Linked DNA regions of Homo sapiens: region 1 is linked to region 2. A link is an interaction called in ENCODE POLR2A ChIA-PET data of the cell type or tissue named here. Cell type or tissue: Caco-2. All regions are shown on one strand. Each heading gives the region's core, and the rest is flanking DNA. Links, peaks and the distances in the headings are about the cores only.

Region 1 (14,851 bases), core at 4,700-12,699, 820 kb before region 2:
CATGCCTGGGTTTGAATCCCAGCTCCGCTAAGCTGAGCTATAGTATTGCCATGGTGTGATCTCAAGCAGGCTATCCTTATTTATGAAGTGGAATAATACACATCCCCAGTCTCTTCTTTATAATTCCGAAACCCAAAAAGCCCTGAAAACCCAGAGTCGTTTCTTAAAGTGACAGCAAATTCATTTGGCTATAAAACCTAACCTGAATTGAGCTAGTCTTTATTTCACTTCAGTGAATATAATTTTGCAGTGGAAATATTAACATGTTTAATCATTGGATGTTCGCCCAGATCTCACGGAGGGTATGAGATAATACGCAGGGTTCAGGTAAGTTGTGAACTACAGGATCTGCGTCATAGGGTTATTGTAGAATGAAGTCAGGTTGTGATTGCAGGGTTCTTAGCACAGTTCTTGCCAGAGAGTAAGTACTGACAAAGTGAGTTATCATCACTATTGATGCTATAATTATTCGTGAGCCTTCACTAAGTATGGAGTGCATGATTTCTGCTTGCCCCTCTTCCCTCCATTTCCTTCTTTATTGGGATGTTTGAGAAGATTAATGTATCACATATAATGAGAATTTAGGATGGCATTGTTTAGGACACAGGACTGCAAAAAAGGGAAGTTCCAGCACAGATATTTTCCTGCCTCTTTTCTTATTCCAGATTTCTCACTTTCTGGGGAATTAGCTGTAGGATATAATGCACATTAACAGGACACCCAAATACTTGAAGAGCTAATGGAGAAGTAACCCTTACTCCCTTGGTGACTGCTTTCGTCTCAAAGCACATGTGTTCATTATAAAATGTTAATGTATTTACACCATAGTTGCTGTACATTTAAAGGTTTACTGTGCTTTAAGCTAAAACTAGCTGGATATCAAATGTGCTTTTAATTGAAAAGTGGTTATTTACTGCTTTCCATAGGAATCCACAATAAGATTTTTTCATTGCAAACCCTCCTAGTATCTTTAAAATGCAATTCAGTTCACAAACATTGATTTGCATTCAACGTTTTTCAGAAGCCTAAATAGAGTGCAAAATGAGGTCCACCTGCAAGACTACAGTTATTACTTCCTCCTTTTTCTTGGAAGCATCCATGCATTGTAAATTCTGTTTGTGTGGCATCAGCCAACTACATTATTAACATCACCAGGAGGAATTAAAATGTATCATGTTATAGGATCAAAAGTTTCACATTCTGAATCAATGCCAGTATAAAAAGAATGTCCAGACCCTTCCGTCTGACTACAGTCGGCAGGGATCCCCGCCCCAGCAGCCATGTGACTCACTTCGCATTGTGGTGAGGGTCACTCATGGCTCATACGGGCCTGCGGCCCGATAGGCCTCCCCATGGGGCAGCATTTAGCCTTTTCAAAATCAGCTTAGGATCACAGACCCTCAGGTCTTGAAGGAACTTTTTGGAGTTTCCTCTATTAAACCCAGTTTTAATCTGGTCATTTAGACTGCATGTCTAGAAACACTACAGCATTTTTAGTAGTAAACTGAAATAAATCTTCAAATAAACGACTTTAACATTTTGCACATTGGTCCAGGGGCAGAAGAGCTCGTCTGTTGCCTTTTAGGAGGGCTCTAATCTTTTTCTGTTTCAGCTCATCGGGTCCTCATTGTCCCCTACTGTATGTGCCCAGCACAATGTCAGGGCACATTTCTACACAATGTTGGATTCCAGCTGATCCTCCGTGTTAATCCATTCGTTAGTGCCAAATTGCAGGGTTCCTTGCCAAGCCCGTCAGCACAATCAGAGCTTCTGAAGTCAGGTACCTCAATTACATTAGTTCAGTTGTCTCATTAGCCCCCATGCATCATCCAAACTCATCATCAAACGTGTTTTCCTTCATTATTGTTGTCATTTTCTTAATACCAGTCTTGTTGAAAAAGGATTGTTTTAGATACAATTTTGCCTAACTTGTTTCATCTCCAGAATACAATCCTAAATAGAGCCAAGATTTGCCGGAGAGAGGAGATAGCGGTTGAGGCTGGTGAAGCTTCCCTCCGGTTAGAATTAGAGAGAAGTGGATGCAGAACTTGGGCCAGTAATGGACCCATCCATCTCCCTAGTCAAGAGGACATTCTTGCAGCCAGAGGTGGTTCCGCTTTGGAAATGATCTACTTTGTGTAAACCGGTGCATCACAGATACTGTTAGAGTATCTCACAGATACTGATACAGCATGGTCTGCATTTTGTAGATATGAGGGCTCTCCCTTAGGTTTACAGCCGGATAAAGGAGCTCCACTTACCTGGTGATCACAGGCATGTGGTCCACCCTGCTGGGCTCTAGGACTTTGAACATAGAGAAGGCTATCTTTTAGGAAGACTGCAGGATCAGGAGTCGGGAAGCAGGGATTCTGCTTGTAGTTTTACATCTAGCAGTAACAACTTTTAGCCCATCCCTCACCTACTCTGTGCCCTGGATTTCTTGGCTTTAACATAGCAAAAGCCTCTCTTTATAGTTTTCCTAACTCCATCTCTCCCCAAAAAGCTGGAGATGTAAGTTTTAAATTCCAGTCCTTGGCACATAGTAGGTGCTCAATCTCTCATCCTTCTGTCCCTCAAGATAGCCGATGGCTCAGCCATATATGTTCCAGACAGGTCTCTCTGTGTCTTTTGGGAAAGCCTTGTTGCTCTCAGACTGGCCTCTAGGCCTCATGTTTTCCCACTTGCTCTTGCCTTCAGTGTTAGGTCATGGGCTTGCCTCATTACCTGTTTCAAGGAGGCCTCTATTTGATCCCTGGAGCATCCCTGGGAGTCTGAGGCCTTTAAGGACTCCTGTGGTCTCAAGGAAAAAGAACTATAAGTAGTTCTCAGGCTCCCTTGATCAATTCAAAGTCATCTTCAGCTCTTCCAGTGCAGCCCCTCCAGAGCTGTTGAACGCCACCTTTTTCCTCTTTCGGGAAACCCACAAAACCTTGCATGGGGTTGTGCTCTGTATGGTTTTCCAGCATCAAATTCACTCATCAAAAGATGCATCAGGAGGGTGGAGGGGGTGGCGCCTGGGGTGAGGGTCAAACAAGGAAGGCCAGAATGCCTGTTTGCATTCGCAACGGGAACATTGGAAGTTCGGGTGGAAAAACAATCCCACCGGCCTTTATTTACCACAGTGGGTAGCCTCGGGAGGAGGGGGAGCTGGGTGGGAAAGGAAGACAATAGAATGCTGTGTTGCCTTGCTGTAAAAGCTTGCTCTAAGCAAATAAAGTGGCAAGCTCAGTCAGAGCCCTGCTCAATTAGCCCCAGTGCTTAAAGGAGGGTCTCCCTGCAGCTGTTGGCGGCGGGCGGGCTGGAGCAAAGGCAGGCGCACTCTGGGGCACTCGGGAGGCGAACCGGCAGGAATCTTGCATGGGAGCTGACCCGGGAGGGAGACCAAAGGACCCTCCAACCTGATCCCAGTCCCTGCTTCTTGAACAGAGGGCTACAGAAGGGGTTGGTGGGGCCACTCTGGGGAGAGGCAGTGTGGGGAGACCACGGAGGAGGTGACCAGAAAAGTGAGTGCAAACGTTTCATGCCGAGAGTGACCGACATATGGAACGTGTTATCCGGAAGGGTTACAGGCTGGAGGAGCTCCTAGAGTTTTTCAGGGGGTGGGGTGGGGGAGGGGGAAGCCTTCAGAAACTCAAGGAGGTTTCTAAACAAAAGGAATTTGAGAAGGGTTGGAGAAATAATGAGAAATGCAAACTTGACCCAGAGTTTCTCCTTCCATCTCACGGCTTCTCCCCTGCCTGTCCTCACATGTTTCCAGTTCATGGGGACCCAGGAAGGCCACTGGAGCCCTGTGCCTGACTCCACGTGCACCTCACTGGGGGTGTGGGTGGCGGGGTAGGGAGGACCCGCAGAGCTGGCTCGCTGCTCTGTGCTGAAAGGGACCCAGAGAGCGAGAGCCCTGCCTGGCTTTAGACCCCTGTGGACTAGCAGGCTGCTAGCGCCGGGATGGTCTCTGGATGATTTACTCCGGTTCCTGCCCTTGCTGGAGGAGCAATTTGATGCCGGACTGGGAGTGAAAAACAGACTTGCCCAGGGACTCACAGTGGCCAAAGGGGAGGCTGGGAGTAGACGCAGGCTCTTGATCCCTTCTGCTTTTTGGCATCTCCCCTTCTCAGCATCCCTTGCCCAGCACACCACGCACACATGTACATACACACGCAGACACACACACCAAACAGATGCACACAGAATAACAACACCACACCTACATGCACACATACACAGACATACATGCAGCACAGACACACACAGAATAACACCACACATACATGCACACCACAGATACACAGAATACCACACACACATGCACACACACAGACACATTCACAGAATACATATATGCACACACACACATACATACATGCACCACACAGAATAACACCACACACACATACAGACACACAGACATACACATACATGCACACATACAGATATACTCACAGAATACACACATGCACACACATGTATAGACATACACCACACAAGCAGAATAACACCACACGCACACACCACACACACACACAGAATAACACCACACACATATGCACACCATACAGAGACACACTCACACCTAGACATATACACCACACTCATACAGAGACACATGCACACACATGCATACTACACACATGCACATGCACACACAAAAACATACACAGACATCACACATGCATACATATACACAACACACAGACACACCCACGGGCTTACACAGACACCACACACACGTAGATATGCACACAGCACACACACACACAGAGAAACAGACACACTCGCAGGCATACATGCATGCATACACACACTACACACAGACACACTCGCAGGCATACATGCATGCATACACACACTACACACAGACACATCTGCAGTCATACACAGGCACTACATACATAGAGACATACAATGCACACTCACACACAGACACACATAGACACATGTTGTGTGCTCATGCGTACACGAGCGCGCACACACACACACTGCCTGACTTGTTTCCCACAAGACGGGTACTGGCCTGTCGCTTGTAGCCCTCCTGTCCCAGCCTGTGTTGGCCAGGGTGCCAGGCACTGCCACCCCTCTTGGGACAAGGTACAGGTGGCCAGTGTGATCACGGCCTGTTCTGAGAGCCTCTTCCTGAGCCAGGAAGCGCTGTGTGATACTGAGTGCCCGTGCCTTCGTCTTTCCCATGGTGCTGGGTCTTGGCCACCTGCTGCATTGATAGCACCCGCATGTTCACTTCCCTGGCAGTAGAAAGAAATGTAGGTTAGTGCAGGGAGGTCACTGGCTTTGGAGATGGTGGCAGGGTGGAGCAGTCTCTAATGTGAATGGAAGTGCACATGCCCTCTGGACCTGCAGCAATGCTGGCTTCAGAGGGGCCTTCTCTGGTACCTTTCCAATTTTCCCCAACCAGGTAGAAGAGCCACTGCCCAGTGTCTTGGGCTCAACTGAAACCCCCTGTACAAGAAAGAGACCCCCCTTTCCACTGTGTCTCTCTCCTCCTCCCCACTCACTGTCTCTCTGTCTCCCTCACTCCGTGTCTCTCTCCTCTCTTCTGTGTCTCTCTGCCTCTCCCTCTCTCTGTTTCTCTCTGTATCGCTCTTTTTTTTCAATCTCTGTCTCTATCTCTCCTCCTTTCTCTTTATCTCTCTGTCTCTCCCTCTGTCTTTCTCTCTGTGTGTGTTTTTTTTTCTGTCTTTCTGCATCTCTGTTTCTGTCTCCTTCTCTCGGTTCTGTATCTTTGTCCCCCTCTCTCCCTATCTCTGTTTCTCTGTCTCAGTCCCTTTCTGTCTTTATGTCTCTGTTTATCTCTCTCAGTCTCTGTATCTCTGTCTCTTTCTCTTTTTATCCTTTCTCTGTCTCTTTGTTCTCTATCCCTCCATCTCTCTCTCCCTCTCCCTCAGTCTCTCTCTGTCTCTTCCTTTCTCTGTCTCAGCCTCTCTCTGTCTCTGTATCTCTATCTCTTTCTCTCTCTCCCAGTCTCTCTCTTTCTATCTCTCTCTCTCTCTCTCTCTCTGGCACTCACTCACCCACTTACTTGAAGTCTCCATGAGCAGTGGGTGGCTTCACCTTTCTGTTTCGCCACTTTGCAGTCCGACCCGTGGGGCTTGCAGACCCTCTTCTGGCGCACACCTTCAGGAGACCAACGGTGCCAGGGCACTCCCGTGTTCTTCAGGGTTCCAGCCCCGAGTAGTTGGTAAACATCAGTAATCGTCCTAGAGATCCACTGTAGATTCCTCATCCAGGTACTGAATGAGGCCCTTCTGAGCAAATTTAATGGAATGACCTTGGTGACATTACAAGATGACGGCTCATCTCCTGTAGTCTATTATTGTTGGGCATTTAGGTTGATACTATGTCTTCACTATTGTGAGTAGTGCTGCAGTGAACATATATGTGCATATGTGTCTTTATGAAAGAATGATTTATAGTCCTTTGGGTATATACCCAGTAATGGGATTGCTGGGTTGAGTGGTATTTCTATTTTTAGGTCTTTGAGGAATTGCTTAGGTCTTTGAGGAATCGCATTTGCGTTTTCAAACATCATGGAGAACACAGGTCTTGAGGATGTGCAGGAACATGGAGACCAAGGAATGAAAAAGCCATCAGGTTGGAAGTGAAGTCACCCAGAGTGATTGCAGGTTTATGGACAGAAAGGAAAATGCTCTGATTCCTGGTGTCCATGAGGAAGGTGGATGCCAATAGATGGTGCTACACAGACACTTGTGAAAGGAAGAAGGGAAAGAGTCTGCCTCCATGGGCTGAGTAGGGCTGCTGGGGCCTCAGGCTTCACACATAGTGTCAGACATGCTGTGTTGGTCAGGTTCATCTGGGACCCCTGTGCCTCCCCCAGGAAACCCTATTGGTAGGTGTGGGCAGGCTTCCCTCCATGTGTCCTTAAATACACTGACTGCTCTGTGTGTGACTGTGGATGAGCAGCGTAGGGCTGGTCATCTGGAGGGCTGGGCTTGGTTCCAGCTCTTGTACTGATGGATTGATTGGTTTTGGGCAAGTCACTTCCCCCCATAACCTTTCCATTGTACCACAATCCTAATAGAGTTGGATGCCAGTTTCTGGCACCCTGGGCTTCACAGGGACACAGAGAAACAGAGAGGACCAGAAAATTAGGCTGATAATAATCATTTCTTCTCTATTTGGTCTGGAGAAGAAATGACTTAGGGTTGGCACAGGTTAATATGTCAACTAGAAAGAACCTTTGAAAATCTTTAGTTCAAGAATTCTAAACCTAAAATCTGTGGGACACTAGGATGATTTTTATGGACTCTTTGAATCACCCTGAAATTTTTTAAAATATTTTTTCTTTATGGGCACATGTGTGGTTTTTTAGCAGAAGGATTCCTTAGCATTGATTACATTGTAAAAGGGCCAACAATCATAAAACAATTAATTCCCCAGCATCATGTTATGTGATTCATAACTGAGGGGTCTCCGCAGATGGCATTTGGAAACGTGCGGGTCCTTTTTTTCAGTTGTCAGCATGACTGGGGTCACGATGGATATTTAGTAGGTGGGGGCCTGCGTTGCATGCGTGGGGGATTAAACTTAACAATAAAAAACTGTCCTGTTTGAAATCCCAGTAGCACCCCTCTGGAGAAACACTGCTCAGGAACTGAGCCCCCAAGATGCACAGTGATTCTCCCGTGGCCACAAAGCTCATTAGTGGCAGAGTTGGTTTTTATTAACAGATCAAAACAGGGGATGTGCCAAGAACCTACATTATTTTGTTTCTCATCATCAGCTGCAAATGTGCTGCAATCTGTGAAAACAAAAGAATCAGAAATCTGTCCCACCTTCAACGCTCCAGCCATTTTTAAAAATGAGTCTTTGGGTTCTTGGTTGTTTTTTACCATCAAATGAGAAATGAGGAAAGGAATATTTTACATTTGGAGAAACTAAACCATAAACAATTGATCCCACTAGCCCCATATCACCTAGATGTGTTCTTCAGCTACTGTGAATTGGTGACGCAAGCCTTAGACTGGAAATTTCCCCTTTATGTTTCAGAGGATCTGTCTTGAATGTCTCTTACTCTACAAAGAAAGAAACATTAATATACCAGCATGCTGCTTGCTACCTAGTTTACTGCAATGAAGTGGCAGGTGCCTTAGACTTTGGAGTGAAATTGAGAGATATTCCGCAGTATTAGCTAAGAGTTAGGCCTGTGGGATCACAGAGACAGGGGTTTGTTCCCTGGCTCTGTCTCTCAATTGATGTGTCTTCTTAAGAAAAAGTACTTAATCCTTCTGAGCCTCAGTTTCCTTGGCTGAAAAGTGGGGATAATAATCGTATCCACAAAGATTAATTGAGATCATCCATGTGAAGTGTTCCGCACAGTCTAGCATATGGGGAGGCTCAATAAATGTGAGCTGTTATTACAAGCGATTATTATGACTTGTGTCTGTGATTAAAGACAGCCTGAGGTTCAGAGTGTTTGTGCCAAAATTGCTTTCAGAGGACAAGCTCTGGGTTGGTTTTTCAGTCTTGCCCAGCTGCCCAGAGTCACTAGAGTGTTTGGGGCTGGAGTCACAGTGTTTATTAAGTGCCTACCACACACTCCAGTTTTGATGGAAGATTGGTTTTCTTCCTGTGTGCACATCCCCGCATCACTACATGAGTGGGTGAGAAGAGACTCAGAAAAGCACCAGACACATGTTTCTTCTGCCTCAGTTCCCTAGTCTGTAAAAGTACTCAAGAGCATGATGGCGGCCACAGGGAACAGAGGGGAGAGACACCTGGAGGAGCAAAAGACAGTCCCAGCTGTCAGTCTTCAGACACCATGGTTTTCTGGAGAAGGGATCCAGACCAGACCGCCAATCAATATAGCCGCAGACCGCCAGTCAATATACCTCATCCTTGTGAAAGGCGGTTGTCTGTGTGGCAGCAGGGAGACAGGAGGGGCCATATTTGACACAAGCCTGCTGGCCAAGTCTAAAGGAGTCAGCCTGCCATCTGACCACACTTTCTGCAGCCAAGTCCTCTGGGGGCCAAATCAGTATGGTTTGAGTTTATCCCCGACTTGCTGCTATGGTTGATGCACACAAAAAAGGTTTGGCCATTGCCAAGCCAGCTGTGGTCTTGGTTTGGAAGAGGCAACCAAAGTAAGAATTGAAGGGAAGGCATGCTTTGGGATTTCCCTTAGCCTTCAACCCTCTAGAGGAAGCCAACTTCTTTATTCTGCCATTTTGAGACTCATGCTTGTCTGGGTGGATAAGATAAATACTTTCATCATTATCATCATTATTATTAATTATAATTATTGAAAATCAATTACTCAGCAGCCCCTACCTTGTAATGGTATCACTTACAGTTGTATAGCATTTTGCAGACAACGTATACACTAGACCATAAACTCAGCTCGAACATAAGCATAAATTTAAAACAAAAACATTGACTTGGGCAGCTATTATCTGAGGTCAAAGTTATTCTTTAATTCCAGCTGTACCTTCAGCTGCCTATGTCGCTGAAGCAACTTCCCCTTGTGTGTTTTCACACTTAGAGATTGGAGTAATCCAGACACAGAAAATGATACCAAAATTGAAATGTTTCTGAACGTTAAATGATTCAATAATTTGAAAATAGTTTCAAATTTTTCAAAATTCAAAAATTTGAAAATAGTTCGACTAGAGCCCATCCTCACCTCAGGTAGTTACGTGGTGTGTGTGTGTGTGTGTGTGTGTGTGTGTGTGTGTGTGTAGGCACACAAACCCATGCATGCACACATGTATGCACAGTGGTGGATGAGTGTGAGTTACCAAAACAAATACCACTAAATGCAGGATAACACCATGATGGCTAGTAGCTGGATTGACTCAGATTTTCTCTGCAGATCCTTCCTAGTCCACCCTCCTTCCATGACATGGGAGTTTGTGATATGCAAAGGATAAAGTAAACCTGAGTTTCCTGGGGCTTGTGTCGGCATACCAAGCTCCTTTAAGATCTCTCTTTGCCAAGATGGGGCTAAGCCAGAGGCTTCCTTGGCCTGGGGAATAACTGTCCTACCTTCCTCCCTGGAGCGGCTGGCGCACACTGTTTTGACGTGTGCCATGCCTTCCATCTTTTACGGCCTCGGGGCCAGAGGAGGGTATGCTTTGAACAATGTGAAATTCCTCTCCTAACAGCTGTGCAAAGGAAACTCACAGCTTTCTATCTCCATCTCGGTCCACTTAGCTTTCTTTTGGGGTATAGGTTTCTTGTCTGTTCAGGGGTCCCTGTTCCTCACTTTCTGGCCTTCAGAAGGACCAGTTTCAGTACTTCCTTTCTTAGGGAGGCAAGTCAGTCTTCTGAGGTTCTCTGTTTTATTTTATTTTATCCTAGAGTATGCCTTCACTGTTGACCGTGTCTTGCCTCATTTCTGCTAAGAAGCCAGCATCTTCTGAAAATTGAGTGTCTTGTCCTGTTTCAGATCTTGGGCCGAGGATTGACCATGTATGTTAGTCAGTTTCAGAGCCCTGAGTTTTAAGTGCTAAGTTTTAAGGAGAGGAACAACAGTAGAATTAGATATCTTAAAGAACAGGATAGGAATCCACTTCCCTGCCCCTTCTCTCACCTGGTTTGACACTACATAGATACAGACCTGTCCTGAGTTCAGGGATTGTCTAATGAGGCCTCACCAAATACCAACAGAGAGACTAGCTGTTTCTCCTCTAGCTCACTGACTGCTTCTAGTTTTCCGTGACTTTAGAGCATGTGCGTCAGCAGGTTTTGGGGACCATCTCTGGCCTGCTTTCTGATCTTGGCTCTGTCCCTCAATTTATGTCTTTTTTGTGCTCCATAAGACAGGGAGTTTCATGGTTGCCACTACCCGAGAGGTGTGCTAAAGTGAATGAGGTGGAGGACACAGAGCTAGCAGGGAAGAAGGTGCCGTGGAAACCCACACAGCTTTATTCATGTGAGCTCATTTCTCATTTACTCCTTGTAGCAATGCCAAGTCACCCCCTCCCTTCATCCCTTTCCAAGCATTTCCCTCCCTTGTTGGTTTTGGATCCATTGTAACCCCAGTGAGTTAACCTACATGTTTTAGTTTGAATCTAATCATGCTATTTCCAGGTTGCCAACCCCCACGGGTGCTTCAGCCTAATTGGTCTGTCCTCACTGGTGTCTGCAGCACCTTCCCTTTGAGCGTCATCTGTGCATTTTAATTAATCTGCCACTTTTTCCTCCCTCCTGCTTCCGGATCATTAATAAAGAGATTAACCAAAACCAGACCAATCCCCAGCGGAGGCTCCACCAGGATCTCTCTCTCCCAGCTCTCAGCTTTGTCATGGGTCAGAACATCATCATGTGGCCCCATTGACTAATTCTGAGGCCTCAAGACCTATGTTCAGAGCAAAGCCAGTGTGAATTAATTTTTCAATTAAGATTTGGGGAACAAGCATAGCCAGTCTTTTATATATGGCCTTAGTTTAATATTTCCACCACATTCCTTTCCCTTTTGTAATTCTACTTTAAATCTATCACTTTCCCACCTCTCTCCCTTTCCAGTCCCTGAACAAGACATTAGGGTTATCTGGCAGGATGTCTCCTGAGCCTGTAGCATTAGTCAGAGATCATGTCATAGCCGAAGAAATTCTCCAAAGAATCAGGCCCTTCTGGACACAGCTGGCCAGCGTCCTCTTTGACCCCAGCCAGAGAATGCATTTGCCTCCAGAGAATATGGCTACACCAGAAATAATGAAATCTCTTGAATTTGCATATTAAAAATTTGGCAAATTAAAATTTGCTTTCACCTCTGCTCTCATGACTCCTCTCTGAGGAAAGCTAAAACAGAGCCTTTCTGCTTTCTTTGTAAGTCACCCAGATTTCCAGCGCTGGTCTCAAACCCAGGATGTGAGATGGTGCACTCCGTGTTCTGTCCACTACAACACAGGGCCTCTGCAGGCACAGGTGACCTGCAGATGGGCTGCACTGGAGAGCATCAGGCCCAGGAGGGACTAGGGTGAGGGAATTGGATTGTGTTTACTTTTGTGGGGGATGCTTTCATAGGGAATACAGGGAGGAGGACACAGGATTGATGGCCTCAAATCTCTGCAAACTCTGCTTAGAGCTGAGGCTTCTTGGGGAAGGACACAGCCTGCTGACAGCAGCCGTCCTGGCTCCAGGCTTGGAGCTTGGGCTTCCCCTGGAAGTAAACTCTCTAGAATGTTTGAGAGCAAGGACAGACGGAGAGGCAGCCGAGTGTCATCATTAATAACATGAGCTCTAGAGCCAGAAGGTGCAAATCCTGACTCTGTTGCTTGTTAGCTGGTTGTGGAACCCCTCTTTGCCTTGGTTTCCCCATTCAAAATGGGAAATATAATAGTACGTACTTCAGGATGGTTGTTACTAGGATTTAAGATTTATGTAAGCCAGTACCTGGCACTTTGCATTTTTATTCTTGGTGATCTCACCCCTAAGCAGTCTAAAAATTTACTTCACACATGTGCAGCAAGAGGCGTCTTTAGGTACACGGTCAGGAGGTGCTCCTGTGTAGGGAAGCTGGTCCTGGAGAGGTGAATTGGAACCTGAAGGCTGCAGCCCAGTCTCTGCACGTGACAGGGCAGACGCAGGTTGCTGGGGGCTCAGATTCTGTGCCACTGTCTACCTCAGCTTCCTTTTCCATGTCAGCTGCTTCTTGAATACCCCCAAACCCTCTGTGGATGCTGTAAACTGAGCCAAAAAGGAGGAATCAGAAATTGCTCTCTTTTGAGTATTTTGAGGGATGGTGAAACCTTGTAGGAATGTTGCTCCAGGGACTGAGAAAACACCATATGTGGGAAAGCGTTTCTAAGTGAGGAAAATCGCACATGCACGTCGGTCAGGATCTTGGAAAACTCTGAGCAGGGGAAATGGGCACTGGGGAGAGTGTAGAAAGGGGGTTCACTAAGGTCTTTAACAGGTCTTTTTCTAATTATAGCCAAGAAGAGCCTGGGGACCATGGCCGACTTCAGAGCCAGGGCCTGTATTTTCTTTGGGAAAAGAAGGCAGAGTTGATTGGCTTCCAAAACCAGGCTTGGCAAAAGCCCATGCAGGCTCTCCAGCCAGTAAGCAGTGCCTGGGGTAGGTCTCGATCGTAGCAGGCGCTCATTCAGTAAATAGACGTCGAAAGTCCGCAGCGTGTCCAGCCCTATGCTGGGAGTCAAGGATGTGTGGATGGAAAGGACATGGTCCCTGTCGTCAAAGAGAAGGCACACCAACAATAATAGCACAATATGACAATTGCTTAAATGAAGCTCTCTGCAGATGACAGGGACCCCTAGAGAAAGAGCGTAGACATTCCCCTAAATAGCAGAACTCGCTGCTGTGCCTTGCCTGGATGGAGCTGGCACTGCCTTCCTGTTTCCATTCCCCACTCCAGGGAACTGGCCCACTGGGGGACTCCCACCCCGGACATGGAGTGAGAAATGAAGGTATTGGTGGCCAAAAAGTGACCAGAGATCAGAATGCATCTATTCTTGCCCCCAGCAAATTCAGAAACACCACCTCTCCCTTGCCCGTGTTTGCTTTCGTCATTTGTCTGTTCTCTGGGCTTCGAGTTCATAATATTCCTATCTTCTCCCACAACCAGTGTAACTGGTCTGAGATCCAAGCAGTCGGGCACCATGGCATCTGGGGGAAAGCCTTGTGGGGACCGTGTTGGTAAAGATTGCTGTGAGCCAGATGTAGAGGAGGGAGCTCTCCAGACTCTGGGTCCCTCGCCCGTGTGCGTCAAGGGCAGGTGTGCACCATCTCCCGTGGCCACAGGCCATTCAGCTTCATGTTCTCTAACATTTCTAGTGTGCTCACTCTGTACCTGATGCTATGCTAGGTGCTTCCATGTGGATTTCATTGTTTACCCCTCACGATAACTTTCATGGTGCACAAGCCATGTGATTTTTGTTGCGCCTACGAACCAAATGCCCCCGTCACTCTCTGCCATTGTTTAGCAGTCTGACCTTAGACAGCTCACTTCACCACAACTGCAGGCCTCCGTTCCCTTATATGTATAAATGAGGAGGTTGTCTAGGGTCCTTTCCAGCTGCAAACCTCTGTGTTTTGGGGAGTTCTGTTAGCAACATTCTTGGACTTGCTCTCTACGAGAAAAGCTAGAAGTCGATTATTAAAATGGAGTCCACAGGAAGCCTGCAGGGCTTTAAGACAGCCTTCTAAAGAGTTTAGAAACACTCACCAGCCTGCAGATGACTTACTCCCACTACTTATTACAAAGTATCATGGCAAGTAAGAAAGAAATGGTCAGCCACTGGGAGAGCAGGCTGAGGTTGCAAGGAAGTGGCAGGTGCTATCGTTGGGATCTTGGGGGAGCATTGTAGAAAGGTCAGCTTTGGAACCAGGCACTGAAAAACGGGTGAAATTTCAACAGGAGAGGCAGTGCACATGGGTTGTGATTTGAGCAGCAGTGAGTAGTGAATGGGGTTGGAGCAAGAGGCCTGTGAGCCCAGTCATCACATGGAAAAGGGAGGTGAGGGCCAGAGTGCAGAGAACCCCTCTCACTTTCCTGTGGGTCTCTCCTCTTCTTTTTTTTTTTTTTTTTTTTTGAATTGGAGTCTTGCTCTGTCGCCCAGGCTGGAGTGCAGTGGCGTGATGTTGGCTCACTGTAAGCTCCGCCTCCCGGGTTCACACCATTCTCCTGCCTCAGCCTCCCGAGTAGCTGGGACTACAGGCTGCCACCGTGCCCTGCTAATTTTTGTATTTTTTTTTAGACGGGGTTTCACCTTGTTAGCCAGGATGGTCTCGATCTCCTGACCTCGTGATCCACCCACCTCGGCCTCCCAAAGTGCTGGGATTACAGGCATAAGCCACCGTACCCGGCCTTTCTCCTCTTCTTTAAACTGCATTTAGGTTGTCCTCATCTATAAGATGA
Region 2 (14,851 bases), core at 2,212-10,211:
TCCTGCTGTTAAGGAGTTTACGGCCTAGATAAGGAGAGGAGACACCCACCATGAAAGTTTGGTAACAAGAAAGGTAAGGCAAATGTAAGAGGGGCATATGTAGCAGGAATCAGGGGCAGAGGAGGTACTGTGGACCACGTTGGTCCAGGAGGGTCTGGGCAGGGATTAATACAGGTCTTGGAGAATGTGCAGACTTGAGTCAGATGGTAAGGAGGGATTCATACCCGCACCTCCTCCTCCTCCTCCCCCTGGTACTGATGGAGGGAAGGGAAGGAAAAGAGACAGAATGCAGGGCCTGTGAAGATAGTAGTTTTCTTTCTTTCTTTTCTTTTCTTTTCTTTTTTTTTTAATTTTTTGAGACGGAGTCTTGCTCTGAGTCACCGAGGCTGGAGTGCAGTGGTGCAATCTCAGCTCACTGCAACCTCCACCTCCCGGGTTCAAGTGATTCTCCTGCCTCAGCCTCCTGAGTAGCTGAGACTACAGGTGCGTGCCACTATGCCTGGCTGATTTTTTGTATTTTTAGGAGTGACAGGGTTTCACCGTGTTAGCCAGGATGGTTTCGATCTCCTGACCTCGTGATCTGCCTGCCTCAGCCTCCCAAAGTGCTGGGATTACAGGCATGAGCCACCGCGCCCAGCCTGAGGAAAGCAGTTTTCTAAATCCCCTCTCTGTTGTCTCCTCAGCCCCTTAGGGTTTCCTTTTATCTGCCTTGGCCATGCATTGACAGCCCAGCATGCCGAGGACAACCATATTTCATTGTTACATGGATTTACTATCCTCCTTTTGAGGACGTGGGCGAAACATCTTTGTTTTACTGAGCAGAAGGGCAGACGAGATTACCAAAGGGAGGACAAGAGTAGATGGCTCCATAAAGGAAAGGGAATGGAGCCATGGGAGGGGGAAGATCAGGAAGAGGGGTTGGAAGGAGACAGAAGAGGGAGCAGGAGAGGAGAGGACTGAATAGATACTATGAGGAAGAATATTTTGGGGAGAGCGGAGTGAAGATGCTTATTAGGAAACGATGCCGTGTAATAAGCAACAGAGCCCTGGGCTCGGGCTCCAGCCAACAGCCCTCAGTAAAGACCAGCCCTGGCCAGCAGCCTTCAGTAAATACTTCTCAAAGCTTTAGGAGTTAGATTTCTTGTGTCTTCAAATGCTGAGATGACATTTAGGGCTGAAACAAGGCAGTCAGTTTTATCTGGTTTCCTTTCCATACACTAGGCTTACCTAGAGCAACTTGTTTATTTGCCTATTGGATAGTAGTTAAAGGTGCCAGCTTGGGAATGAGGCAATTGAGTTCAAATCCTGACTTTTTTTCTTGCTAAATTTGTCATCTTGAACATGTCATGGAACCTCTCTGAGCCTGTTTCCTCCCCTGTGATAGGAGTATGATAGTATCTACCTCATAGGATTTTTGTGAGGATTAAATAAAATAAAACATATAAACTATGTGCCTTGCACATAGTTATTGCTTTAATAAGCTAGCTCTGGCTGGGCGCAGTGGCTCACGCCTGTAATCTGAGCACTTTGGGAGGCCAACTCAGGAGGATCCCTTGAGGCCAGGAATTCAAGACAAACCTGGGCAGAGAGGGAGACCCCCTTCTCTACAAAAAATTAAAAATTAGCCAGGTTTGGTGGCACACACCTGTGGTCTCAGCTACTTGGGAGGCTGAGGTGGGAGGATCACTTGAGCCTAGGAGGTTGAGGCTGCAGTGAGCCATGATCGCACTACTGTACTCCCAGCCTGGATGACAGAGCAAGATGCTGTCTCTTAAAAAATTAATTAATTAATTAATTAAAGTTAGCTATTGTTATTATTGTAATGATCCAATGATTCCAAAATTTAGTTACTTTATCCTCATTTTACATACAAGGATGGAGATATAGACAAATCAAATCCAGCTGCCCCCAAAGCCCGATGAAGGGCTTCCCTATGAACCAAGACCCTGGCATGAGACAGAGATGGCTCCAAGCCTCTGAGCCCTGCACAGTGCATTTGTATTCTAAAAACAACAAACCAACAAGTGCAGGAGCAGTAAGGGAGGCAGAGATCCGTCATTTAGGCAGGCAGAAATGATTAATGCAAAATTAAGGTAGAAACCGACACAAAATGGGCTGGGCACAGTGGCTCATGCCTGTAATCCCAGCACTTTGGGAGGCGGAGGCAGGCCAATCACGAGGTCAGGAGATCGAGACCATCCTGGCCAACATGGTGAAACCCCGTCTCTACTAAAAACACAAAAATTAGCTGGGCATGGTGGCACGCTACTGTAGTTCCAGCTACTTGGGAGGCTGAGGCAGGAGAATCGCTTGAACCCGGGAGGCAGAGGTTGCAGTGAGCCGAGATTGCGCCACCACTACACTCCAGCCTGGCGACAGAGCAAGACTCCATCTCAAAAACAAACAAACAAACAAAAAGAAAAAGAAAAAAAAAAAGATTCCACAGCTCTTGGTCCAGCACCTTTTCCTCCTTCTCTACCCAGCCGACTACTACTCATCCCTCAAGTCCCAGCACAAAGCTTGCCTCCTCTAGAAGCCATCCCTAGCTCCCCTATGTAGTAACTGGTCCTTCCAAAGTGTTCCTGCAGCTCCCAGTTTATCCCTTCTATGTCTAACTTCCATATCAATATTCTGTTCACCCATCTGTTCATCCAGTGTTCTGTTCACTACAGGGCATGTTGGCATGTGCCTGTGGTCCCAGCTACTCGGGAGGCTGAGATGCGAGGATCACTGGAGCCTCGGAGGTCTGGGCTGCAGAGAGCTGTGATGGCGCTACTGCACTCCAGTCTGGTTGACAGAGTGAGACCCTGTCTCAAAAAAAGAAAAAAAATTCCACAGCCTCTCTGGGGCCGCATGTCAAAAGGGTGCCTCGGAGCACAGACCTGGACATCCAGACATCTGACTGGAAGATATGCCACCGTAAATCCCAAGAAGGTAGATCCACCCGATTGTCTTCTAGTCACCTTCGCCATCAGCTTCCAACAGAGGCAAAGGCCTTACATTCTCAGTGTCCCAGTCTTGGCTCAGTGCAAGACAAGTGACTGATAAACCTCACGCTAAGGCAGAAAGAGCCCTCTTTCCCCTGGGGCAGACATTGCTAAGCCATCTTAGCATTCTTTCTGCTGAGCCAGCCACAGAATCCTTCTTAAGTTAATGTTCCAGGAACCCACCACCTATCAGAATTAGCCCGCAATTCAGGATCTGAGAGAATCTGGAATTTTAAAAAAAGAAAAAGAGAAAAGAATTGGCCTGCAAGGTAAACTTACATGGTATGTTTGCCCTAATGGAGAGGAACATTTAGGTGCATCACAGATGTCCTGATGCTACAGTAATCAAGCAGGAAAGGAAACTGAAATTATGGAAGAATTCCAGGTATCTAAAAAGCAAATGTGGTTCCTTTGGGTAGGGACAGAACAGTACAGGCCAGTCTATCTGCAAGTCATTCTGTCTGGGTCCTCTAGCAAGTCAATCCAGTTCAATTCCCAAACACCATGCCAGTCTTGTGTTAGGCTGGTCTCTGCCCTCAGGCATAGGTGGCACATGCTAATATCAACTTAGTAGGGAGAACAAGAGTGGTGCCTTTTAAAGAAACATAGCGGTCAAGGCAGCTGCAAGCAGGGAGGAAAGTGATCAGCCTGGCTGCGGGATTATTAGGAAAGGCTTCGTGAAGGAGGCAGTCCTAGGAAAGACCTCGAAGGAGGTAAGTGGAGTCGGAGGACAAGGCACCCAGCTGAGGGGAACAGCTTGAGCAAAGGCATGGAGTCAGGAAAGTCGAGGCCGACCCAGGGAATGGGGACACATCTAGGGATTGAGTAGGGAAGTATAACTGAGGTCAAACTGCGGAGGTCCTGGAAGGCCACAAAGAAGGTTCGTCCTCCTAAGCCACCACCCAGAGACCCTCGGCTCGGAAGCTGGGATATTCCCAGGGAGCCAACAGGGTAGACCCTCAGGAGGCCTTTAGGGAAGTCTGCCCTTCCCCAGTTTCTTTTTAAACATGCTCTTCCCTCCTCCAGAAATGTCCTTTCCTCCTTCTCAGCCCAGCTGACTGCTACTCATCCTTCGAGTCCCAACACAAAGCTCGCCTCCTCTAGAAGCCATCCCTGGCTCCCCTATGTAGTAACCGGTCCCTCCAAAGTGTTCCCACAGCTCCTGACTTAGTCGTTCTTGGTCTAACTTAAATATCAATGTTCTTTTCGCCCATCTGCCTCCCCACTAGTCTGTAAGCCCCTAGAAGTCAGGGCCTCTTATTCTTTTCTATATTCCTACTGTCTTACACATTGCCAGTAAATGTGGAAGGAAGGGGGAGGGGACGAAAGAAGAAACGGGAAGCACCAGTTCTGGCCTGAGGCACCAGAGGCTTTGCCCTGTGGCCTGTCCTCCTGGTATTCATCTGCCTCACATGACCTGGCGCCTCCTAGCTTGAACCCTCAGTTTCTGCCTCGCTCTGGGCAGGGAGGACACAGCTCCCATTAGCTGCCTCCTGTTGCTAGTGCCTGCCAGCCCCTCATTAGCCCAGATGGTCCCCACTTCTGCCCTGAGAGATATGGGCTCAGCAGAGGTCGAGGCACAAATGAGTTTCCCTGACCTTCCTGCCTGGTGAGCCCCTTATGCCAACCCCAGGCAGTTATCCTCAGGCTGCTATTGGACAGAAGCATTTGATCCTCAGAGCTCTGACCGTGGACACACACTTTACCATCAGTTATGGGGTCAATCCAGGGGCCTAATGAGGAGCATCTTACCTGGGAGAAAGTGAGGCATATGACTCAAGCTAGACATGTGAGGAAAGGCTAGGATAACCAGGAATAAAGAGAAGTATCCAGATGGCATACTCTGGTCCAAGGACCAGATGGCCCCTAGCCTCACTTGGCAGAGGCCAAGCCTCCAGCCTCCCAATTCTTTACATTTCATTCAGCTCCCTGAGAATGCTCCCCTCAGCCTGCCATAGGAGTGTGCTCTCCGCAGCACAGAGGAGTCATGGAAGTGGAGACTGTGAGAGTGACAGAAGAGAAGAAACAGAACATGGAGGCCTGCCTCCTAGGCCACACACCTGTGCCCGGCCACACCTCTGGCTTCTAGACTCCAGCTTGCCCTGGGAACCTCTCCTCCCAGGGAGGCTGAAGACAGGCCCTGGGGCAGTAGTGGGTGGAGACTGGACCTCAACGCCTAGAGGGAAGTGAAAGGGTTAACCACCCCGCCACCCACCACCACCTGCCACTGGGCCCCTCTAGCCAGCTCACCCCAGAGCACTGTAAGCCCAGGCTTGTCTTTGGTGCTCTCTCAATTTCATCTTCCCTCTTATTCCTCCTTCCCACTCCTTCTGGGAGACACTGGGAGGAGAAGCTAGGGGCCATTGGCACCAGCTGTCTCTGGGGTGTCATTTAATACTGTCCGTAATCACCACCTCCTCTCCTGGCTTATTAACTCTTTCCCTCATGGCTACTCTTGTCATCCCTGGACATCTCTCTATCTCTGTCTAGCTCTCACCACACACACACACACACACACACACACACACACACACACACACACACACACACACAGTGAATGGGAAGAGGGAAGGGCTAGGAACTAGGCACACTCTGGTTTCTTGCCACTGCAGTTCCTTTCCCACCTGACTTCACCCCCGAAAACTAGTCCCACCACCAGCTGGGCCAGGAGCAGGAGACAGGCTGGTTCAAGGAGCTGGAGGAACAGAGGACACTTCTGAACCAGCAGAGCAATCACACAACAGCAAGCTCAGAGAAAGAGAATCCCAGAGGGCAGATTTGAGGATGGACACAGGGAATACAAAATTAGAAACTGCCCAAAGATATAGATTCCTCCTCCAAACAAAATAGAGTCACCAGAGTCCGAGTGAGGACTAGAACACTCTGATCATGTATGCGTTTCATAGCCTAGATGGGAAAAGGGAATAGAGGCCTTTTCCCCTGGCAACTCAAGGAGATTCTGCTTCTGAAAGTGTTTCCTGAACTTCAGGATGCTCTGAAGAAGTAAGGAGCCGTATCAATCACTGTTGAGTTCATTGGCAGGAAATAGACCACAGTCAGGGTGAGGGGCTGGGAGCCTCAGACCTGCCACCTGCCAACTACAGGGTCTTGGGTTTCATGGTTGTGAGATTATAATGACCACACATCCACAGGACACTTCTATCTCAAATATCCAGTGCTTCTGTCAGACGAGGTGCCATGATTTGGAGAAGTGAAAAGGTGGGGAAACCGAAGCAGGAGGATCGCTTGAACCCAGGAGTTGGAGTCCATCCTGGGCCACACAGCAAGATATTGTCTCTATTTTCTTTTTAAAAAATAAATTTTAAAAATAAAGAAAATAAAGTATGGTCCTTTCATGCAATGCCCAGCATGTGTCAGTCCTTCCACAGCATCTTTTTCTTTTTCTTTCTTTTTTTTTTTTTTTTTTTTTGAGATGGAGTTTCACTCTGTTGCCCAGGCTGGAGTGCAGTAGTGCTGTCTTGGCTCACTGCAACCTCCACCTCCCAGGTTCAAGCGATTCTCCCGCCTCAGCCTCCCAAGTAGCTGGGACTACAGGCGCCCGTCACCATGCCCAGCTAATTTTTGTATTTTTAGTAGAGTCGGGGTTTCACCATATTGGCCAGGCTGGTCTCCATCTCCCGACCTTGTGATCCGCCCGCCTCGGCCTCCCAAAGTGTTGGGATTACAGGCGTGAGCCATCGCGCCTGGCCCCACAGCATCTATTTTAGCAGCCACCGCAAGGGCTGGGTGACCCTGGTGTAGCCGGGAGTGGGCTTATTTGCAGGTGAACTGGGAGGGTGCCCCCACCTGAGTCTTAGGTCATAGGAGAAGTGCGGGTCAGGCCTCAGCTGCCTATCCCTGGAGCAAAGGCAAAGTCCAGGATAGCCTTCCAGTATCACCTTCCACCAGGCAGGCCAGCCGGTCCTCTGAGAGATAAGGCTCACACTTTGGACTCCACACAGCGACGGGGCCCCCTGCCCCTCCAGCTGGCAGGCGGGCTCCCTGCCTGCTTAGGGGTCTAGGCCGAGGCAGGGGGAGGACCGGACGGCCGGCCACTCGCCGCGACCAGCAGGAGAGAGGGGTGCCTGCCACAGGTTGTCACCCTCGCCGCCTCCCCCGGCGGCGCCCCGCCCCTTACTCAGCCCTCATTACTGCAGCGCCTCGCGGGGGTCTGGCCCGGAGTGGAGGGCGCGCGGTCCCAGCCCTCCCGCTCGGCCGGCGGGTGTCGAGTTCAGGTGCGACCGAAAAGGGGAAAGGAGGGCACCGCCACGTGAGCTGTCCTCTCCGGGGAAGGCGGTGGCTGCGTGAGGGCGGGGGCTGCTCGGTCCCCAGGGCCCCGCCCCTCTGCCCCTCTGCCCCGAGCGGTGCTGGCGGTAGGGAGGGGCCAGCCCGGTCCCCGCCCTCCTCGCCCGGACCCGCGCTGCCCGGCTCCCGCGGGCCGCTCGATCCCAGTCCCAGGCTGGGCATCGGGGCTGGCTGGCATCGCCGGGGAGCCGACGGCGACGGGGAGCCCCGCGGGCGGGGAGGGCGGCGCAGGGCAGCGGGTGCGGTGACACCTGTGGGCACAGGTGAGCGGCGGGAGGGCTACGCGGCCCGGGGGCGGGGCGGCCGGGACCCGGGGCCTGGAAGCCGGGGCGAAGGGGAAGGAAGGCCTGGCCTCCCGAAGGCGGGAGGAGGGGAGCCGGGGGCTGGGCTGAGACAGGACCCTGGGTAGGGAGCAGTGCGAGGGAGACAGCGCCCTCAGAGGGAGGACTATTGGGAGGCGGCAGGAGGGACAGCGAACGTTTCCTCCTCTGCTCCTGAATCGGAGGAAGGTAAGGGAGGGCTGAGGCAGGACCTCAGGCCCACCCGGTCGGGGCACAAACACCTGCGCAGCCTTCTTGAGCCCACCGCCCCTTAGGAGGCCTCTCCTCTTCCAGGCCCTGCCCACTCGAGGGCGGGCCCTCCCTCCAGGTTTAGGGGGGAGGGATGGAGCCCCACGCCTGGCCCCCAGCTCCATGGTGGTATTCCCAGAGTCTGGGGAGGACCAAATATATAGCCCGAAACTGGAGAAACTCTAATTCTATTTGGCTGGTCTCTAAGGGCAGTGGCCGGACAGCTGGCCCCACTCACCTCCCTGTCTGTGGTCAGGAGGGTTCAGGTAGGAGATGGGCAAGCCTTTCAGTAAAGGCCAGACAGTAAAGATTAGAGACTTCGCGGCCTACACCGTCTGTCCCAACTAGCAAGAAGCAGTCACAGGTTATTAGGAGACCAGCAGAAGAGGATGGATTCCAACAAAACTGTGTTTATGGACACTGAATTTGAATATCATGTAATATTTACTTGTCCCAAAATATTGGTGGCTTTTTTGCAGGGGGGGCAGCAGTTGTTTCAACTATGTAAATATGTAAAGGCTTACAGGCTGTACAAAAACTGGTGGCAGACTGGGCTGTCTCCAGCCACCCCCACTCCCAGCCCACCCCACCCACCATGGCCTCCCTCCAGCTTTTTCCCAAGCTTTATATGGGGAAGGGGATGGGGTTATATCTAGGTGCAAGGAGAACCCTCCCACCTGGGTGTATCCAGAAAGCCCGAGACCTGTCTGTGACCCTTGTTCCCATTTGAGACCAGTGCAGGAGCTTGTACCCCAAATATGCACACATGTGAGAGAGGAGGTACATCTCCAAGGGGCTTCCTACCCAATATGTACCTGGACCTACCCTACTCCCACCAAGTCATAGATGAGGCAGCCATGTTCCCCCCAACAAGTGACCAAGCCCTTGGCCCTCTCCTCCCCCACTATACCCTCCCTCCCAGGCCCCCTACCAGCCTTGGTCTCCCGCCTGGTGCCATTCACTGATTGGGGATGGCCCTTCCATTCCTCTTTTCTCTCTTGCAGCCCTAGGGGACCTCTTTCTCCTGGACATTGAAGATATGGCCCTTTGGAGGTGACCCAGGAGAGAAGGGATGAAGGCCTTTGGTCCTCCACATGAGGGCCCCCTCCAAGGACTCGTGGCCTCCCGCATTGAGACTTATGGGGGCCGGCATCGAGCCTCTGCTCAGAGCACTGCTGGCAGACTCTATCCCCGAGGATACCCTGTGCTGGTGAGTCCAGGCTGTGCCCCAAAAGTGACCTGGTGGGGCAGGAGGGAAGACACCTAGGCTGTGGAGTCTCTGTCCCCTTACAGGTTCAGAGGTTGAGCTATTCCTGCCCCTTACCCTACTCTTCTTTCCTGGGTTGCGGGAAAGAGGAGGGCAGTGACAGGGCCAGGCTCCAGGGATATCACACCCCAGTCCCAGCAGCTGGGCAGGAGAGGCGGAGCCAGGAGAAGCCAGGCCCTCCGAGGAGTGCTGTTAGACAGGTCTCAGACAAAGAGCTGCGGGTAAGGTCATCAAACCCCAGAGCTGGCGCCTCCCAGGCTCCCGCCTCTGCTTGGCAGGAGTTTGAGGCCTTCCTGAGATCTGCCTCTCCCTGAGTCAGGATGAAGATGAGCAAAGGTTCAGGGTGTCCCTACTCCTCCAGTGGTGGGTAGGGACAGGAGGGTGCCTGCCTTGGCTCCACCCCTGGCTCCACCTGCCTGGCTCTCCTCCAGTCCTAACCAAGCAGAGGGGTGTGGAAGCCAGGTCTGTCCCTCAGCCTGCAGGTTTCCCCTCCACCTTGAGGACAGTTCTGCTTGTGGCTGGGACATCCCCTGCCTCAATGCACGATAATTTTGCCTTTGGAGATGGGACTTTCCTAGGCTGTGGGTGAGAAGGGAGACTAGAAAGTATGTGGGGTAATTCAGGCCACAGGCAAATGAAGGAATGTGACCAGGCCTGCCCTGGGAGGAGCTGTGTGGCTGTGGCTTCAGCCTTTCACACAGAAGGGCAGCCACTCCCAGCTGGATGGGATGCAGGCTGCACGCCCCTGGGGAGAAGGCTGCACATGTGAGTGCCCTCGTCCCCATGTGTGAGGGAGGCTGGTCATAGACAAGGAGAGTTACGAGAGACCAGAATGCTGTGTGCACCACGCCTTGTCCATGCACCCCCCATGGTACGGAGAGCAGGAGGCAGTGGGGGCACACACACCAGAGCCCAGGCATGTGTGTGCTGTGCACCTGCTCGGCAGGAGGCCCCACTTCTTCCCCAGGCCCACTCAGGGAGCCAGGCTGTCTTGCCTCTGCCCACTCAGCTTAGCCTTGCCGGCAGTGGCCGCTGTGACTCAGGGCAGGAGCAGTCCACACCAAACTGGTTTGCAGGGAGAAGTGAGCCAGCCCGACTTACCAGGGTGGGGGAACAACATCTAGAGCCAAGCCTGCCCCCCTACTACCTCTCTGGGGTTTCTGGGGAAAGGGAGGCACCCCCAGAACTTCCCCTGCTCCTCTCCCAGGATCCCAGTCGCCGACGCCTCCAGCAGTATGTCCCCTTTGCCAGGGGTTCTGGCCAGGCCCGAGGCCTGTCACCCATGAGACTGCGAGATCCAGAGCCCGAGAAGAGGCACGGGGGCCATGTGGGGGCTGGCCTGCTTCACTCCCCCAAACTCAAGGTAAGGGGGTCCCTCTCCTCCCATCCCCACACATACGGCCCCAATTGTGATGGCTCCGCAGATGACCAGCAAGCTCCGGGAGCTGAGAACACAGGTCCAGGAGGCTGCTGCCTGCCAGTCAGACATGGCTCTGCCTAGGACCTCTCAGGGATATATCTCTCTTTGGTCCATGCATGGCAACCAGGGACTTTGACTTGAGACACTTTGATTAAATGTGGATAAACGATTGATATTGAGCTTTCAGTTTTTGAAAACTACCAAGTCAAATTACCAAGTTGCTGAGAGTCAGGTATGCTCTCTCTATCCTCAGTGCCACATCATCCTTCACTGCCACTGTGAGCCTCACCTCTCCTCCCAAGCCACATCCAGATGGAGTGAGTGAGGGTCAGGAGTGTCTATTGCTCACATTCTTGGTACCAAAGAAACCTGTAAAATGGGCCGGGCGTGGTGGCTCACACCTGTAATCCCAGCACTTTGGGAGGCCAAGACGGGCGGATCACCTGAGGTCAGGAGTTCGAAACCAGCCTGGCCAACATGGTGAAACCCCGTCTCTGCTAAAAATGTAAAAAAAAATTAGCTGGGTGTCATGGCGGGCACCTGTAGTCCCAGCTATTAAGGAGGCTGAAGCAGGAGAATCGCTTGAACCCGGTAGGTGGAGGTTGCAGTGAGCCGAGATTGCGCCACTGCACTCCAGCCTGGGTGACAAGAGCAAAACTCTGTCTCAAAAGGAAAAAAAAAAGAAACCTGTAAAATGTAAGCCATGCTGCTTCATAAAAAATGCCATTTTATAGGCAAATGTCAAAGTGGTGCCTGAGACCACTGGTTCTCTAAGTCTTGTTCTGATTCACTTGAAGGTCCCTCTGAAGTGTCTGTTTCTGTCCCTCCCCCACCTCATTCTGATTCAGGAGACCCATGGAAGGCCTCTTTCCTGTCAGGGAGCCTAGATCAGACCCCTCTCCAGGGACCTTTCCACAGACCAGGGTGCCTCTTCACCCACATTCCAGCAATGCCTTTTTCCCTGGAATTCCAGCTGGGGCCGACCCCTGTTCTCTAGGCCTCCATGTCCCCACTCATACTCAGTGCTGCTTGCCATCTCCCATTCCAGACACAGACACACGCACACACTTTAACACACATGCACACACACACAGCCCTCCCGGGGCCCTGTGGCTGGGTGCCAAGGATGTGACCAGAGCTGATGCCCTTCTCGGCTCCCCCAGGAACTCACCAAGGCCCATGAGCTGGAGGTGAGGCTGCACACTTTCAGCATGTTTGGGATGCCCCGGCTGCCCCCTGAGGACCGGCGGCACTGGGAGATAGGAGAGGGTGGCGACAGTGGCCTGACCATCGAGAAGTCCTGGAGGGAGCTGGTGCCTGGGCACAAGGTGAGCCTGAAACTCACAAGGTGAGTCTGTCCCCACGGCGTGAATGCACACACAGATTCTGCTCTAGAGGAGGGAAAGGCCTTGGGAAGTGGGGTCATGTGGAAAAAACATCTGGAAACGCGTTGATCTGGGTTCAGATCCCAGCTCTGCCACTTACTAGTCAGACCTTGGTCAAGACAGTAAAGTTCTCTGGGCCTCAGTTGCCACATATGTAAAGTGGGGATAATACCACCTACACATCAGAGCACTGGTTTGAGGATTAAAAGGTCATGGTCATGCACAAAGTGCCTAGAACCTATGAAGTGGATCCGGTCGCACTTAACAGCTGGTACTTGCCATTCTAATTATCATTCCCCAACTGAACCAGCATTCTCCCCACCCCAGGAGATGAGCCAGGAGCTCTGCCACCAACAGGAGGCCCTGTGGGAGCTCCTGACCACCGAGCTGATCTACGTGAGAAAGCTCAAGATCATGACTGATGTGAGCCCCCCTCAGCCCCAGCCCCGGCCCCATCTTCCCTGCATGAGCCCCCATCCTCCCAGACTGGAAGGCAGGTCACTGGGGGAGGGAGGGGCAGGATTTCAGGCCAGTCTGGGATGCAGGGAGATAGGTCAGCAGTACTGAAGTTGGTGGGGGGTGGGAGGTGACGACACTGAAGGGCTGCGCTGGGTCCTGAGACCCTCGTCTCCCTCCCTGCAGCTGCTAGCCGCCGGCCTGCTGAACCTGCAGCGAGTGGGACTGCTGATGGAAGTGAGTGGGTGCTCAGGAGGGGACCCTGGCACAGCCCGACCTCTGAGCCTGGGGATGAGGGTGGGCCCTCCAGCCATCCCTGTCTGAATTCCCACTGCCCCGTTTTTTGGGATGCCTTGCCCTCCCTACTTCCCTGTTACTGGGGACTCCAAGCAGGCCACAGGCCCCCCATTTCTCAGACTGACATCCTTGAGATCTTCCAGGCCCAGTGCCCAGTTCATCCTTCTTCACCCCCGCCCCTGCTGTCCAAGCTTAAGGTCCTCACCTTTCCTCAGCCAGTGCCACCCCTGGGGACCTTCCAAAAGTGTGCTGCTCAGCTCTGCTCCCTCCTCCAGGTGTCAGCTGAGACCCTGTTTGGAAATGTCCCCAGCCTGATTCGAACCCACCGGAGCTTTTGGGATGAGGTGCTGGGGCCCACCCTGGAGGAGACTCGGGCCTCGGGCCAGCCTCTGGACCCCATTGGTCTGCAAAGTGGCTTCCTGACGGTGAGGCCTGTGAAGGGCTGTGTCTGGATGGGGCAGGACTCGGAGCCCTCGGGGGTCCTGTGTGTAGGGCATGCCCACAGTATGCAAATCTCTGTGATTTGAGGGGCCGCAGGACACAGCCCCTACCCCTAATATCACCTCACCTCCTCCCTTCATGCCACAAGTCTGACCTCTGTGCCACAGGCTCCTTGTTCTTCTGGAGGCCTTTATGAAATGAAAATGCAGCTGTCTCAGAGAAGGGTCACACCTTGGCTCCCATCAACTACAAAAGCTGGGTGCAGCAAATGAGGCCTAAGTGAGGGGACCCTTAGGAGGACCTGGGTGGGTGTAAAAGGCCACAGGAGGCACCCGGGGCACGGAGAAGAGTGACAAGAGAAAGCAAGAGGGCCTAGGATCCGACTTTCTTCTACAATGTTACCTAGCCAGGAAAATGTGGGCCCTGCAGGAAAAAGTTGCAGTGGGGTAGAGAGGTAGGCGTACTGCCCCTGGGAGCCTTAGGTACCCCCTCCATAGGAGCAAGGCTTCTGAGCCAACTCTTAGGTCGCCACCCCACCCCCAGGGTGAAATGGGATCTGCAATGTCCTGACAACGGTCCAGCTGAATTATCGATGGTGGGAGAGTAAGTCCAGAGCAGCAGGCCCCAGTAGCACTGTGGATAGAGGGAGCTCAGAGAGCTCTGGGTCAGTGTCGGGACCTCAGGCTCCTTCGTGGAATCCAGAGAAAGGGGCGTAGCCTCGAGAGCATTCCTGGGAGGATCCTGGGAGGGAGGGACTGTCAGGAGCTGGGCTAAGGGCCCCTGCGAGGCTCTCTTCACCTGCTCCTGGGTCCTGCAGCTAGAGCCTGTATTCATGGCCTTCTCCCCATGCCTGCTCCCCACCTCCCGTATCTGTCTCTCCAGTTTGGCCAGCGGTTCCACCCCTATGTCCAGTACTGCCTCCGAGTGAAGCAGACCATGGCTTACGCCCGAGAACAGCAAGAAACTAACCCTCTCTTCCATGCCTTCGTGCAGGTGGGAGAAGGGGTGCTGGGGAGGGGGACGGGTGCATCTTAGCCGGCCGGTCTCCAGCTGAGCCTGAGGCTGAGTTCACCACTAGGCAGGGCAGGAGGGAGCAAACCCTGAGCCCCACCCACCTTCCCTGCAGTGGTGTGAGAAGCACAAGCGCTCTGGGAGGCAGATGCTCTGTGACTTGCTTATCAAGCCCCACCAGCGCATCACCAAGTACCCACTGCTGCTCCATGCTGTGCTCAAGAGGAGCCCCGAGGCACGAGCCCAAGAGGCCCTGAATGCCATGGTAGGTGCCCCAGTGGGGCTGGGACTCTGGTGAATCGGGGACTGGGAGGGGGGTCTCTTTCTTAGTGTGTCTGTGACAGTGTGGCGCTGTGCTGTGGCTGGCATTGGTTGGGAGGGGACGGCTGAGCCGTCCCTCCTCCCACACCCCCAACCCCACCTAGATTGAAGCCGTGGAGTCATTCCTGCGACACATCAATGGGCAGGTCCGCCAGGGCGAAGAGCAAGAGAGCTTGGCGGCTGCAGCACAACGCATCGGGCCCTACGAGGTGCTGGAGCCACCCAGTGATGAGGTGGAGAAGGTGAGAGGGCAAAGGGAAGGGACCCAGGAAAAGCAAGGTCCCAGGGATACTGGTGAAGGGGAGGGCTGCAAGGCCAGAACACCCCGTACTTGGGTGCTACAAGGGTGTCCATCATTCCTACCTGGTGGTGACAGTCCAAGGGGTACAGGT

Evidence for each region. Peaks named below come from ENCODE experiments on the same cell type or tissue, not always from the same donor. Only the 100,000 strongest peaks of a DNase experiment are listed, where the experiment ranks them.
Region 1: POLR2A ChIA-PET joins it to region 2 with 10 read pairs; 2 of 35 experiments call an interaction of 5 or more read pairs at or near these places.

What each region holds. Positions count from the first base shown.
Region 1 is chr12:5,477,213-5,492,063 of GRCh38, forward strand. All of the region lies in intron 1 of NTF3 (neurotrophin 3), which reads left to right. Among named protein-coding and RNA genes, the nearest start is that of NTF3, 53 kb to the left of the region's middle. In Caco-2, for the core only: no CTCF peak of the experiment used is centred there; no DNase peak of the experiment used is centred there.
Region 2 is chr12:6,303,294-6,318,144 of GRCh38, forward strand. It overlaps PLEKHG6 (pleckstrin homology and RhoGEF domain containing G6), which reads left to right and starts at 7,389. Exons shown (of 16, transcript NM_001384598.1): 1 at 7,389-7,555; 2 at 8,866-9,071; 3 at 10,336-10,491; 4 at 11,712-11,876; 5 at 12,261-12,356; 6 at 12,576-12,626; 7 at 12,962-13,111; 8 at 14,010-14,120; 9 at 14,254-14,403; 10 at 14,564-14,701. The coding sequence starts at 8,934. RefSeq lists enhancers at 6,203-6,923, 9,545-9,854 and a silencer at 7,286-7,335. In Caco-2, for the core only: no CTCF peak of the experiment used is centred there; DNase peaks (open chromatin) are centred at 6,898, 7,288, 9,458, 9,588 and 3 weaker places; H3K4me3 peaks cover 1,831 bases.